Linked DNA regions of Mus musculus: region 1 is linked to region 2. Evidence: chromatin loops called from intact Hi-C (ENCODE). Cell type or tissue: heart. All regions are shown on one strand. Region 1 overlaps Reps2 (RALBP1 associated Eps domain containing protein 2). Region 2 overlaps Nhs (NHS actin remodeling regulator).

Region 1 (8,000 bases), 490 kb before region 2:
CAACCCTGCTGCATCAAGTCTCCGTAGGGTTAGCTGCATCCTCTTCCACTGAGGCCAGACAAGGCAGCCCTGCACAGACAGGCAACAGCTTTAGGGACAGCACCTGTTCCAGTTGTTGGGCTACCCACATGGAAGACTCAGCTACATGTCTGCTACATATGTGCCAGGGGGCCTAAGTCCAGCTTGTGTATGTTATTTGGTTGGTGATGAAGTCTCTGAGAGCCCCCAAGGGTCCGGGCTAGTTGACTGTGTTGGTCTTCCTGTGGAGTTCCTAACCCCTTCAGGGCCTCCAGTCCTTCCTTCTATTCTTCCATGAGAGTCCCTGACCTCAGCCCAATGTTCTCAGTTCTCTGAGCGCTTTCTTTCTAGCACTTCAGGGCTATCACAAACCCATACCTGTGGCCTTCAATGCACAGCCAGTTCTTAGACTTCAGGTATAACACCTTTATCTGGTGTGAATATCAAGAGTTCTCAAAGATGGTCCCAGATGGTGGCTTATCCCAATACCATGCTATGATATTAGACGAATGGTCTTTCATTTATGACAAGATTCTGACCTGTTTAGATTTATTTTTAGAATGCTTATATTAGGCTACAGGGGCCTCAACACATTTAGCACAAACCTGTCATGTGATAAAGAAATGAGTATCTCATGCAATTTATATTATTGTACTGAAAGTGAAAAGCATAATGGTTGCCGGAATGTTTTTGCCCACTTATAAAGTTGACAATTCCTAACTTAAGCCATTGTTAAGTCAGGGACTGTATATTTGTTTACCAATTGTATTCCTAAGTGCACAGCTGAGCACTTTCTGTATCCCAGTTTTGTAGTACTATAGGCACTAAAGAACCACTGTAGCCTCTGGCCTCAAGGGATGAACTTGGTACCACTTCCCTGCCATACACGGAGTGTTTTATTTTATTATTATTGTGTGTATGGTATGTTTGTGTGCATGTGTGCAGGTGTGTGTGAGTGTGTGTGTGTGTGTGTGTGTGTGTGTGTGTGTGAATATGAGTAGATATAAGCCATGGTGTGTGTGTCTGGGGGTGGGGTATTGGTTCTGCTCTTCCTCCATAGGTTTTATTCAGTAAGTGAACTCAGCTCATCAGCCTTCTACCGACTGAACCATCATCTTGTTGACCACTCAAGGCATTTTAATCCATGTCATTGTGCTAAACACAAATGTGAGGCTACTTAGCCACATCAAAAACCTTAGTTTGGCTTACCAAGCTGTGACTTAGCTAATAGAAGTCGTTTGCTTGCTCTTTCCTGAGTATGTCCTAAGTCTACTTAATGTGAACACCTTCATGTTCAGGTCTTTGTGTGTCATTTCGTTGTAATTTTACCACAAAGGAAGTTGGGGTTTAGCAATTAGAAGTGAGCCCCTTACAGCCTCGTAGGTCATTGGTGACAGAGGCTTCTCCTGTCCAGAGAAAGTGTTAGAAATTTTATGATGAATGTTTAGATGGGGAGAAAATAATTTGCTTTATGTCACCAATTAACTGTTAATCAAAAGGTGACAAGAATTTCCAGTACCTGCTGCTACTGGCCATTTTCCAAATGTGAAGTTTTTTTTAACCTTCATCTAGAATGCTTACAGTGCCTTCACTAGTGCTTATAACACCATCCTGCCCCCTCCAAAGCCTCTAATGCTGGTCTGTACTCCATATTTATTGTAGCAAAAGGATACCTGTAACCTTTATTGTGCTTTCCAACAGGAACAAAAAGATGCAACTTTTGTATGATAAAGAAATCTCTTTTTGTGTACTGTAGAACTGTTTTTGAGATGCCTACGAACCATAGAGAACATGGAAACTTCCTTAGTGCTATACAAATGCTAACTCATTTGATCCTTCTAATGGGTGTGGCTCATTTTGAAGATAAGTAAACTAGGAGAGAACTCAGGAAATTATGCAAGGTCACTCAGAGAAGGACTGTCACAAAGCTGTGATTCTAAGTGTGCTGCCTACCCCAAGTACCAGCTTCACTGTGATGCTATAATGTATGAATTAGATATTTTTCTGTTGCTGTGATAAAATACCCTGACAAGAAGCAACTTAGGGAAGAAAGGGTTTATTTTAGCTTATGATTCCAGAGGGTTAGGGTCCATAGTAGTGGGGAAAGGCATGGAGCAGACAGGCATAGTGGCAAAAGGAAGCTGTCTGATCATATTTTCATCCATGCAGAGGAAGCAGAGAGGGGAAGAAGGTGGGAGGGAAGGAGGGAGGGAGAGAGAAAGAGACCAGGAAGTGGGGGGCAAGGCTGAAAACCCTCAAAGCCCACTCCTATGACATATTTCCTCCAGCAAGGCTCATAACCTTCCTAAATAGCCTCCAACTGGGGACTAAGTGTTCAAATACAGGAGCCTATGTGAGGTATTTCTCATTCACACCACTTGTGAATCTGTGTCTCAGAGCTGTTTTTTTACTTTTAACAACCAACCAGACGCATCAAGAATATATTTTATTTAAAAAAACACTGTAATTGAAGCACCCTACCCTACTACTAGTGACCCCCTCCCCCATTATGCTTCTGATATTGTTGTGTTGCATAAAGCTTACTTTTCTGACATGCTTTTTCTTGTCACTCCCATCTGTTTGTGTAGTAACTTCATCAAGCTTTAATGGAATGGACTGACTATAGTGCCATACTTTGCTAAGACTTATGGGAGCATGAAGCTAGGTGTAATAGCCCTATCCTTTATGGTTCATTGTTCTCAGAAGACAGTCAGGCCCAAATCATCTATTGTGTACTTTCTCATGGTACCTTTCTGTAACTATTCTATTCTATGTGTCTCATTTAAACCCAGTGCTTCACTGAGAAGGACTATAGACAATAGGTAGTCACTATTTTCTTTTTGAGTAACAAGATAGCTCAACTTTCCCCATGGGGGATGAGTTACAGTTGCTATCTAGGTTCCTGAAGTTCTTGTTTCTCTTCTCTTCAGTTTCCTTCTTTATCACCAGATAGTGACAGAAAACAGGAAGTAGTCCTAGGTGTACTCTGGCTTTAATGTGTAATGACAGTGGAGGACAGTAGGGCTTGAGTCAGGGATTCAGCCTGAGAAAGTAACTAAGAACATGGGCTTGGGCTTTGAATCTATATCTTACTGGCTTCGAAACTTTGGGCAAGGTACTTAGTGTTTTCCTGCCTCAATTTCATCATCTTAAAAATGAATATAGTAGGAGTATCTGTTTTTATAACTGAAAGAGTAAAAATGAATAGGTCACTTAGTGTCTGACATATGACCAGCCATACACAGTCATTAAGAGCTATTATAATTATTATTACTCTATGCCAAATGAAACAGAAAGGATGAGATCTAGTTGGAAAATACAGGAAACTCAGGATAGCCAGAGTGGCCACAAACCAAGGATGAGTGCTGGCATAGATCACGTGACCACTTGTAATAGAATTCGTTTCTTTCTTTCTTTTTAATGGTAATTGGAAAGATCAGACCCAGGGCTTCACACATGCTAGACCAGTCATTTACCTGTGAGCCACAAGCCCTTTGTTTTTGTTTCGTTTTTGCTTTTTTTGAGGCAGAGTCTTGTTGTGTAGTCGAAGCAGACCTCCAACTTGTGATCTTCTTGTCTCAGCCTCCGTGGTGCTGGGATTACAGGTGGTAGTAGCACATGTACATTCAAATCACTTTCTTATTCATGTCTGTGACCTAGGAGCTTCACTCTTGCCTGTATCATTCTCAGGTCCAGATCATCACCAGTCACCAGTTTCTACTCATACTAGAAATGGGAAGGAGGAGAATCTGTTGGCAAGAAGCAGGTGTAGGCCATCTTTCTTCAAGCTTCCCTCATGGAGAACACAAGTCCAAAGAGACTTCTAACACAAGTGAAACTAAGGCAAAGGAGATGAATGCGTGCTAAGTAGGGCGTCTGTCTGTCCTTTCAGTCTTTGCCCCTACAGTCTCCCAACTCAGCGAGCATCATCTCTGTGTGCAGGATTTGTAGATTTCTTTATTTTCTTGAAGATTTTTGTCTGACCAAGATGCACCATCTTTCATACTTTACCAGAAAAACTCTTGATAAATATCTTTATTCATCTGGCAGCTTTAAAGGCTCGCTGTCATGAAAAAGTGCTAGAGAAAACAGGATAAAACAGGTGTTCTCAATTCCTTCCAACGTGCATCGCCCTGCTGACAAACTACTGACATGTCGCTATCCCCTGTTTCTGGAGGATTCTGGGGAAGCCTCAGTTTTCGGCCTTTAGTGCCTTGGTAATATTCCAGTGTTTCTACCATGCTGATCACAGGCAGAGTGAGGAGGGAGTGTGTGTGTTATCAGCACTGATACCAACCTGCTGTGTGCTGGAGTGTCACTTGCCTCTGACTCCTTCCTGGGGGTTCTTCCCAGCAGGCAACACGAGCATCCACCCCTTGGGATCACATTATCTGTTTTAGTTTAGGGTACTGTTTTTAACCCAATCCCTGAACATCTGCTAAAATGTTTTTGCAGTTGTTGCTTGCGGTGAAACTTTTCTTCTGTATACGTTTAGCTTATGCCACTAGGTGGCACTTTAGGGACATTGCAGGAAATTGGCACAACTGGATTTATGTTTTAAAGTTTTTGACATATAATAAAGAAATATCAAAAGATCTACATTGAGTGTACAACTCAATCAATTTTGAAAAGGAGAATACACACATGTAATATACACACAAATCAAGAAGTGGAATATAATCAACACTTCAGAAGTATCCTCCACCCCATGCTGTTTTGATATACTTATGTCCTTAGGATTAACATTGTTGTGACTTCTAGCAGCATAGATTACCTCTATGTTTTCTACTTGTATAAGTTGAGTTGTGTTCTGTTTATTTTTGTCTGGCTGCTATTGCTTAAGTGATTTTTGAAATAACATATATGATCATTGCTGTATAGTATTCTACTATATATGCAAATATTGTAGCTTGCTCTTGTTGATGGATATTGGGAAGTTTTCAGATTTTGGCAATGAGGAGTAGTGCAACTCTGTACCACCGTGTCTAAGCTGTTGAGTGGATCTATTTTTATTTTGGAGGGTATAAAGCATAGAATGTTCTGGGTTATAAAATGTTCATATGTGTATCTTCAGCTTTCATAGAAACTATAAACAAATTTACAAGGTACAATAATACCTTATTAGTGGCCCTCCATTTCCACTTGCTCATTCTCTTTTTTTTCCAGATTTATTTAGTTTTGACTTTTTGAGACAAGGTCTCAGTATGTAGTTCTGGCTGGCCAGGAACTCGCTGTGTAGATCAGACTGGCTTTGAACTCACAAAGATCCATCTGCATCTGCCTCCTGAGTGCTAGGATTAAAGGCATGCTTCACCATGCCCAACCAGATCTATTTATTTTATTTTATGTATATTGATGTTTCTTGCATTCATGTCTGTGCACCAGATGTGTGCCTGGTGCCTGCAGAGGTCAGAAGAGGATACTGAGTTCCCTGGAACTAGAGTTATAGATAGTTGTGAGCTGCCTGTGTAGGTATTAGCAGGTCCTCTGCCAGAGCAACAAGTATTGCTAATTGCTGAGCTATCTCACTAGCCCCCTCTTGCACAGTGTCATAGGTGCTAACTTATTTTATAGCTGCATCCCAATTCTTAGATAGTTTTCTCTCTTCTTCTTTTTCACTTTCCTTTTTTGGAGTTCCTTGTTGGCAAGCTATTTTTAACTGATATTTTAAAGCCATATTTCTCTCATAGATAAAGTTCATCCAGAAAGGCTTTGTCAACCACTCTTTGGACATTTGTAATAGCTTGACTGTGAACTAAAAGTAGTTTGAAAAGATACTATTCTACTACTCCATCACTCAGAGACAGCAATGGGGAGAAGCAAAGAAGTTTTTTCAAGACCTCATCATGAGATGCCTTTGAATTGCGGGCCTGTTTGGACAGGCAAGAAAGAGAATTGCATAAGGCATCCTTATTCAACTTACTCCTGGGGAACTCAACTCTCAGAAGAAGTCTGCCATAGACAACTGTGTCTCTGGGGAGCATACTGTGTATTCTACTGTAGGTGCGTGATAGAATGATGTGTGGATTCAGCTCAGACCTCTGTCCTGTGAATAGAAATTGTAAACAGAAAAAAACAAACCTCAGCGATGGTTAAAAGATTTTGATTTGATTTTACCCCCAAGTAAAACACTTTCCTTAGTTGTATGAGCAAATGTGTTTCATGGATACTGTCCATAATCCAGTGGATTTCCACAGTCCCCATGAGGTTTGACCATATGACTGCTGAACTCAGGGTGTAGTTTACAGTTATTGATTTCTGTCACTGAACTGTGTCTGGGAATCTTGGCAGTGTTTTCTCTGGTGTCTTCCATGGATTGATGTGCTGCGAGGAAGAGGGTGCTTCAGAGGTGCTCAGTGCAAACTGGCTGAGTTTGAATCAACTGTATTCTCGTAAGTTCTCCCACCCTGTATTGATAGGAATAATATCCAGTGGCACAGATCTATTTTGCGGATAGTTCATCACTTTTACTCTAAACTGGAGCCAGCATGTTCTCGCTGTTGGTTTTCATCTGTTCTACAAGGGAGAAAATGTCCCTTGCATTGAATTGGCTGCTATTTACAATGACAGGAACTATGCCTAAGAGATCAATTGTACCTTTAGTCCTAATTATAGCAGTTTCTGCCGTTATTGAACAGTCATTATGTAATTGTGCTTAGCATCCTGGATAGTCTCCGTAATCCTCATAGTGCTGTGAATTAGATAGATTATCCTCATTTTGTGGATGAAAAGAATTACAGTTTAGAGAGGTCAAGTATGCACCTAGTAAGGCCCCAAACTGGATTTGACTGCATAGTATGTACCTAGTACCTGCTGTGTTCTGTGATCACAGTTGCCTTTTGATCAGTGTTGAGTTTGTTGCTGCCTCATTCCTTTTGTTGATTACAACACCCCTTGCTTGATGTAGGCTATGTACAGGGTAAATGTTGACAAAACAAGGCACACATTGTGTTCTCAAGGGGCTTACAGTTCACTTCTATTTCTCTATTTTGCATGTAATTGGGTTGTGGATTGTAGGAAGCTCTGGACACTGGTTGTAGAACAACAGAGAACTAGGGTGCTGCCCGCTGTTGATTCTGCATCTTTTGTCTAGGTTTCATCACATGGCTTTCTGGTAGGACCTTGTTGAGCACAGATGTGGCCAGGTGAAAATCAGGCACTCACTGACATTTAGGATTCTGAGATGATGCTGAAAATCCCCAGAAGGCTGCTGCAGGGTTGTCCATATATCTCTCTAGAATCTAGCGATCTAGAATCTAGGATCTTCAGGATTAAACAAAGCTTGAATTTCATTTTTTTTCTTTTTTAAAAAGAACTTATTTTTATTTTATGTGCATTGGTATTTTGCCTGCATGTATGTCTGTGTAAGGGTGTCAGATGTTGGAGTTACAGACAGTTGTGAGCTGCCATGTGGGTGCTGGGAATTGAACCTGGGTGGTCCTCTGGAGGAGCAGCCGGTGCTCTTAACCACTGAGTCATCTCTCTAGCCTTGTGTTTCTTTTTCTAACCCATGGGTATGGCTATTACAAAAATTTCAAAGTCACCAATTATTCATACCTTGGCAAAGTTCTGCAGTTAAACTTAAAAAATAAAATTGGACGTTTTTGTTTCAAAATCAAATTTTAAACTAAATTTTCCTGCTAATATGCATTTATAGTTTTATGACTTGCTCTCCCATTCCATGTGTAAGTAGCTGAGCAAACCTTTCAAGATTACCTGTGGCTCAGTCCTGACCAGCATCTCAGAGACTTGATTTTCTCATCTCTTAAATAAAGAATTTGATCTATCAGTACCAAATTCTTAAATAAAGGGTTGGTCTGGGATGGCTGCATAAAAATCACACAGGGGCTTGTTAAAATCTGTTTCTAATGTTCTATCCCTAGGAGAACTCTGATGAGGAAAGTCTACAGTACTGTCTTGATATTTGTAGTTTATTAAACTTCCCTAGATGATTCTCTTCTGTCAGCTGTATTTGGAAGCTA
Region 2 (8,000 bases):
CCTTACCTATAGCAACTGGCCAAACCAAAAAATAAAAATAAAAAAATCAAGAATTATTTGGTCATTTTGTACCCAAATTGCTGACTATTAGTGTACTTGATTAAGCAGAACATTGTTTGAAATCTTGAGTGGCACCATGGCAGGCCTGAGGATACAAGGAATACAAAGATAAATTTAGACTAAAGGATCGTTTTGAAGATTAATCTATGTTTATTTTATGTGTATGAATGTTTTGCCTGCATGTATGGTTGTGCACCATGTGCATGCAGTACCAGCAGAGGTCAGAAGAGGGTGTCAGATCCTTTAAAATTGGAGTCACTGGCACCTGTGACATGCCATGTGCGTGCTAGGAATGAAACTCCTGTCTTCTGCAAGTACGGGTGTTCTTAACTGCTGAGCTGGCTATCCAGTCCAAGGGATAATGTTGAAAGTTAATAATGTCACAAAAGTCCATGCCAGGTAATCAAAGTCAACAAGTGCCTTTTGACTACAAGGGCAGATGTCCTAGTCATAGTAGCTTAAATGGTAAATATATCTAATTGTGTTACCAAATAACATGCCTGAAAGCAGACAATTCTAAGATCTACTCTTCCTGTTGTTTTATGTTGTCATTCTTAGAGTCTTGGCTTTTTGTCCTTAGGCTTCTTGCCTCCAATTACAATATAGCTGCCTTGCTCTAAGCATGTTTTCAGATGGCAGACCCCAAAAGCAGTGAGTGAGAAAGGAAGCAAGTGGGGCAGTATGGTAGAAGATCACCTTCATCCAAACAAGCACACATAGGTGACGAGAGTGCCAGTCTGTCATGACTGAAAATCCAATCTGTCTTGGCAGCCATTTTTCCATCATCACTTAACACTATGCAAGTAACTTTTTTAAAAAACAAATGTGTGAGTTAGGTGTCTGTGCCATATAGTATACATATGGGATACATGTAAGTGTTTTGTTACAGGTGCATTCAGAAGGCAGAGACTGTACATTAGTTCTTGAAAAATGATGGAAAATTTTGAAGAGGACCTGAGTTTTTAGCTGCATCAACCAAGTGGACAGAGGAGAAAATGCAAACAGGAAACCCACTATGTCAGAGTATGGTGTTCTCTCTTTTCTTAGCTTTTCTCATCTTTTGGTCAAGCCTCTGTAAATAGTGAGTCATTTAACTCTTCAGGATTTCCAGATTTTCAGTGTTAATAGTTGCTATGAATACTACTGGGGGAGAAGAATAATCATCCAGCTTTGACCTCCAAGAGTTACAACTATCACTTGGCCAGTCAAGATATGTTTACTGGTACAGTATTGACATAGATGTTATGAAAGTAACTAACCACTTCCTTATCGTAGACCAACTCCGTGAGATGGAACCCATTGTTAATGGGGTCCATGAACCTGTGACTGTATGGGTAATGGGCTCTAGAGGGGAACCTCCTACTCTGTTAAGTAGGCATAATATTAAAATGACTCCAATGATTTAGTGCTATATCCATAGTTTAGTGGATCTCGAAACCTTTATCAGAGAAGCTTCTTCTTGCACTTAGACTGCAGTTAACATGGAGACATTCTGATGTTCAGTGTGTAGAGAATCAGAGACTGGGAGGTACTCAGCCCTCCCAAGGCTCAGGGACCTTCTTGGAAAAGAAGATGAAGCGATTGTAAGAATCAGAGGTGAATCAGAGGTGACTCCAAGGAATCTGTTTTTCTAGTCACAACAGAGAAATAGTCTTGTGTGTATAAATGTGTATCAAATACGCAAAATCATATTTTAAAATTAATGATCCTTGATGTGGGTGTGCTCACAGGCGGTTAATGAGAATATAAACTGATACAATATTAATTGTGCACAGTGTAACAATGTCCTCTTTAAAAAACCCTTAATTCGGTAATTCAAAATCCAAGAATGCATTTTGTACTAGGTGTGCTAGGTTGTTAATGGCTGATGATTACATAGACTATAATTAGTATAAGGTTGTTTATTGTGATGCCATTACGAAAAAAATTGTTGGAATCAGCACAAATGGCCAATAATAGAGTATTTATTAAGTCCATGTGTTTAAACATGAAAAAGTGTCTGAAATATGTTCACTGATGTTTGTTGTATGACATTATATAATCTATAAGGCAATATGCACAGCATAGGTCTAGTTTTGTGCAAAAATAAATATCATACTTAAAAAAGAGCCTGGAAAGTAAAACAATAAAATGAGACAGTTATTATCTCTTGTATTATCATACAAGAAAAGCAGTTTTTATTTTCCTCTGTGCTGCTCTGAATTTTCCCAGCTGTCTGTGCTGCACATGTAATGACATGGAAGATGCTTATAAAATTAAGAGACAATATCAGGTGAGAAAAATTACCAAAACAGAATACAAATTGGTTTCAACTGTGTAAGAATACACATGCATCCCAAGAGGAAAAAAAAAAAAGAGGCTGAAAGGAATTCTTTCCAAATCTTTTTTTACAAAACATTCTTTTTGCAGAACTTGAAATGGAACCCAGCACATTATGCATGCTAGGCAAGTGCTCTACCACTGAGCCAATTCTTCAGCTCTTCCAAATCGTGTCAGTAATTTTCTCTGGATGGCGACATGATAGATTACTGTCATTTTCTTCTTTATACTACGTTGTATTTTTCAACTTTGCTATGACTAGCTTATATTATTTTTTATGAGCACAAAAAGAAAATGACCATCAACTAAAACCCATAGAAAAAAAATTCTTGAATATGTGCCACACATGATCCCTGGCTCTCATAGATGTCAACAAAACATTAAGTCTGAGGGCCTCAGATTTTTGTGCCTTAGCTGGGGAATCATTTGACCTGTATGGATATTGATGCTCGAAGTTATTCCTTGCTCCCCTGAAAGACATAGGGACACAGTCGGAGTTGCTGTTAATGGGGCAAATGAGTGAATTTCAGCAGTACAGAAAATCTGCAGTGGAACCTGTGCTCTGGGTTGCAGGAGGGCAGACTCTTCTTTTGTAAACTGCTGATCCAATAGGCTCCTCTGGTTGGATGCATGGAGCTCTCTGGTGGCCAAGAGATGTCAACGCAGTAATTTCTGCACTTCCCAAACTAAACCCAAGATCCAGGAGCCAAACCAGCACATTCAAAGACCACTACTTACTTATAGATTACATTTCTACCTCATAACTGGTAGGTAAACATCTGTCTCCATTATCCGTATAAGTAGTTTGTGTGAGACAGAATCCTCCACTCTACCCTTTAAATTACTGATAGAATAGGCACTCTCTCAGACATCATGCCGTGTCAAAGTCACCAGTCTGTGCTTGGTTTTGTAATGACACGGCAATAAATTTCTTGATGTCTGCCAACTAACATGGAACTCCCAATCACACACCTGTTCCACAAGTCCACCACCATGGATGCAAGACGCCTTTAGGTTTATACCCAGTGGGTTGTCATAGCCCCATAGAATTAAAAATAAAATACAAAAGCCCTAGTAACAAGGAGCATAAGCTCCAGGGAAGCTTTCAGATAGCTGCTTGCTGAAAGAAATGATTATTTGCTGAACCAACAGGGAAAAGCACCCCAGTCTTCAGAATTTAGTGCAGAAGGCCCCTTCCATTTCCCTTGGGCTGTCTTTTTCGGGGATAGACAACTTGAAATCCAACCTAAGTTTCAGACTCTCATTGCCTCTGGGTAATCGCCTATGTTTCTATGTTTGCATCACACTGTGGCTTTAGCACATCTGATAGGGTGCTCAGCCAGTATGTGTGTGGGGGACATGTATGTCATGTGTTTGTAATAGTATGCAATCACCCACCTGGCTATACGGGAATCTCTAACTTTTCATTTAGGTATAGTCCCTACCCACAACCATATTCTAAATTCCTTGAAAATAATCTTGCATGGCTTTTGAAGTCTTGAGAAAATGCTACCTACCTAGAGGTGTTGTAAACATAGGCACTATTCAAATGACCTTTTTGTTTGTTTGTTTGTTGTTTTGTTGGTCATCCACAAAAGCAAATAATACCAGAATTATTTGGGGGCCCTAGACTCAGGGCTTTGTTTATAGAATATTGCTCTACTTTTAACCTTTGTGGACGCACTGACATTTGAAGAGGCCTGAGGATTAGTGGAAATTTACCCTGTGGATATTGCAGAGTGTCCCATTTAGAGGTAATTAAGGGGAAGAAAAGAACTAAATTACACTCCCCAGAAGAAATGCCAGTGGTTTGGTTATTTTTACTTTTGTTGGAACTAATGTACTTAGAAATGTATTCCTTCTGCCATGTTTCACCAGTTGCAAAGGTACTTTATGGCATCAGAGAACTAGTAAATAGGGTTCTGAGGATACACTCACGCTCTGAAATGTTCTCCAAAGCCAAATTTGCATATTCTATCAAATTTATTCATGTTGATGATGTCTTAAAATGCCTTTTCTTAGATTTATTTTTCTGTGTATGAGTGTTTTTGCCTGCACATATGTCTGTGCATCATGTGAATACCAACCAGGTGTCCAAAGGGACATAGGATCCCCTAAAACTGGAGTTACAGATGATTGTCAGCCACATTACAGGTACTGGGAACCAAACCTGGGTCTTCTGCCAGAGCAGTCAGTGCTCTTAAATGCTGACCCATCCTTATAGCCCTGACAGTAAGCTTTGAAAAAGAAAACATTCACAAGATATCAATTAAAATAGCCTTAGGAAGTTTAATACTCACATAAGAATTCAAAATTAAGTGGCTTCTTTATTTTTGACTTTGGCTTTCTTGAAAGAGGGTATCACCTATTTCACGGTTGACCTTGAACTCACTGTATAGCCAAGGATGAGCTCAAACTCCTAATCCTACTGCTTCTACTTCCCAAGTGCAGAGATCACAAGTGGGTATCACCACACCTAGCAAAATGACTTTTCAAAAAATTGTTTAAGTTATTAATTATTTATGCCTGTTGTGTATGTATGTGTATGCGTGCATGTATATGTGAATGTCAAGAAGGTGAGAGGAGAATGATAACCTATAAAGCTGTAGTTATAGGTAGTTTTGAGTCACAGGTCCTCTGAAAAAGTAGCAAGCACTCTTAAGTGCTGAGCCATTTCTCCAGCTCTCTAAATAATTTTTTAAATATAGAACTGAATCCCAAGTTCTCTGCTTTCTTCTGTATCCAAGTGCTCCTGGATTCCCAGTGGAAGATGTGTGCAACTTCTATTAGCAATGAGCTGTAACCCTCTTACATGGAGACTCAATCTAATTTGCTTCTGTATATACAACTCATGGTTCACAAGGGAGACAGGAGTTTTGTTTAAATAGATTCGTGGTTGGACATACTGATGGAGGGAGGAAATTAACTTAAGAAAGAATGCATATGTGTCTCTGTATCCAAATAGAGTATTCTTTTTCAGTTTCTATTTGCATACTCATTTTTTTAAGAAGAAACTGCCAGGCCTCTTTTTTATTTTATTTATTTATTTATTTATTTATTTATTTATTTATGGTGGTGGTGGTGGTACACACCTTTAATCCCAGAACTTGGAAGGCAGAAGCAGATAGCCTGCCTGGTCTACACAGTGAGTTCCAGGACAGCAAGGTCTACACAGAAAAGCCCTGTCTCAGAAAGTAACCACCCCCACCCCCCAAAAAAAGAAAAGAAAAGAAAAAAACAGAGAAAAACCTATTAAAAAGAGTTTCCTGTCTGACAGTTAACACACCACTAAGAACGTATTGTGTAGCCGGTAGGGTGACAGTGGCATCAAGTTTATGCCATTCAATCCTGTCAACACCTCTAGCTGTAGGTCTTATTTGCTAGTACCACTACACGGATGAAGACATCCAAGCTTAAAAAGGTTGAAGAGCTAGCCCATGTGCAGACATTCTGTAAATCTTCTTGAGTACTATGCTGTGTGGAAACACCCATAGCAAAAATGCTCATTCCAGTGTAGAAATGAGGAAAAGGCTTACTACCTCAAAGACATTTCTAAGAGACATGTGGTTACTAGAAAGAAAAAAAAAACAATGGAATATAAGGGAAGTTTACTAGATGTTATGAGAGAGAGCAACAAGTGAAAGGAAGCCATGGGCCAATGAAGGAGTAAAGAAATGCCTGGTAGTACTATGCTCCTTAGCTTCCTTCCAGTGGAATTCAGGCACTGGCTCAAGACCAATGAAAATTCGATTTATCTAGAGAACTGTGAGTACTGAGGGGCTGAAAACTGGTGTCTGATTTGAGACATCACTAAGGTGGGCTACTCTTTTCTTTTCCCTCCTGGAATACCTCCGGGATCGGGTTGCTTTACAGGCAGGAAGGAGCAAGGTTCATCGGCAAAGACTCAGGTAACCTTGGAGGCAGCAGGGGCGGTGTGGGGGTGGGACACAGTCAAGCCTGCACCACTGGCTTGTCCAGGGTCTCGAGTTGGAAGCAAAGCAGGAGAACTAGAGATGTGGATACTTTCTTGTATGCTTCATTAACAGAGAGCTCTCAGGACAATGGGACAAAAATGAAGCAGACTGGAGCAAGGAAAGAAGATCTAGGCAAGTTGATACTCTCAGCTAGAAACTAGTTTTTTGGCATAATCTCGCTGGAGCAGGAACTACCTTAGAGGTGGCTCCACATTGAGGAAAGGTGACTGACTTTTTTGGCATTCATTAGCTAATGGGCTGCCCATGGAGAAGGAGGCATACCTTTTGGGCTAGGTGATTCTCATTGGCAGGGTCAGTTATCTTGAGATAGGTTAAGCTGTAAGCTGCCATTGGCAACCAACCTTCATAGCTGTTGAAGAAAAGGATGCCAGCCCAGTTTATAAAGAATTGGGTTGGAGCATCAACAGAATCTCCTACACCCATCATGTTGACACATAGTTTCTTGTTAGCATGGGATGTATATACAACTTCTTCAGACGTTTTGACTTTTCAGATGTAGAACACCTTACCAAGTATAGATAGTTCATGCAGAAGTTCATTCTTTGGGCCTAAAAGGGAAGGGTACTAAGCAGGACTCTTCCCATGAGCTGTCCCCATTTTCTGGCCCTTCTGGGGTACCTGTCTGTGCTAGCTGAAACTAAATACTTGTGGTGAAATCTAACTTCAATGGCATTTAGCATACATAATTCCCTTTAATGTAGGACAGCCTCTTTCATGACATCTAGGCTATGACTTTGCCCGGTTTTATTTCTCCTCTTAATTTAGATGCCCCCCCCCCCATGTTCCCTCTAAGCTTCTATCTAACCTTTCCTTTTCAAATCCTGTTACTATTTAACTGGGTGGAGAGAGCCTCAGGATTTATTTGGGTAAAGAACAATGAAAAGGCCATTAACTAGCTAGCTGTGAGTCCAGAGGAAGTGAGGACTGATTGCCTGTTGAATTTGAGAAGTTCCTAAGAGTACACCTTTCCTGTATGGTGAGGACAAAAGTAAACCAATGGATGGAGGCTTCTTTTACTCCCACCCTCCTTGCCTTTAGACCTGAAGGATTAGTCATAGGATCATGTTCAAATTATTCAATCCTAAAAAACAAGTGATTAACATTTAACTTTTTAATGGACAATTACTCAACAGTCATGCCAGAGGGTAAATATTTATTCATCTATTCCAAAGAGTGAATGTCAGCCTGAGTCAAATAACTATTTGTGTTCATTCTTTAATAATGGAAAAGTGATATTTCCAATTTTGATCCAAAACATATGTAGATGAGCTTTTCAGAGCCCTAAATTAGGCTTAAATTAAAGATACTACTCCTTCCTTTAACAAAAAAGCTAATATTTGTTGTATTCACTTCTCTAGATTTGGAATTTGGTAACTGGAACACTCACAAAGTCAATAGTAACAAACAACTCCATTTCTCAGTCTGCAGTCTTGTGTCAGACACTATTTACCATTATGCCATTATGGATTCAAGTCAGGGCAGAAGCAAGGCCATGATGTTGACCAACTTGTCCTTTGTAATGTGCTTATAATTATTCTTCCTTAGAGTCGGAGGCTAACTTGGGTGAACTTGTCTAGCCTGGAAGGAATTAGCAGCTTCCAATCTCATTTCTTGTTTGCCTACACT

The links. Hi-C counts contacts between places; a loop is a spot of excess contacts. Peaks named below come from ENCODE experiments on the same cell type or tissue, not always from the same donor. Only the 100,000 strongest peaks of a DNase experiment are listed, where the experiment ranks them.
Region 1: a loop joins it to region 2, with 11 times the contacts of the local background. A loop is called at or near these places in 10 of 42 quality-filtered maps.

The regions. Positions count from the first base shown.
Region 1 is chrX:162,450,512-162,458,511 of GRCm38, reverse strand. The region is part of intron 14 of Reps2 (RALBP1 associated Eps domain containing protein 2); the gene reads left to right. Among named protein-coding and RNA genes, the nearest start is that of Reps2, 190 kb to the left of the region's middle. In heart, a CTCF peak has its summit at 4,530 (motif pointing right); no DNase peak of the experiment used is centred here; H3K27me3 peaks cover 305 bases.
Region 2 is chrX:161,962,901-161,970,900 of GRCm38, reverse strand. All of the region lies in intron 1 of Nhs (NHS actin remodeling regulator), which reads left to right. Among named protein-coding and RNA genes, the nearest start is that of Gm26317, 100 kb to the left of the region's middle. In heart, CTCF peaks have their summits at 283 (motif pointing right) and 3,025 (motif pointing left); no DNase peak of the experiment used is centred here; H3K27me3 peaks cover 1,147 bases.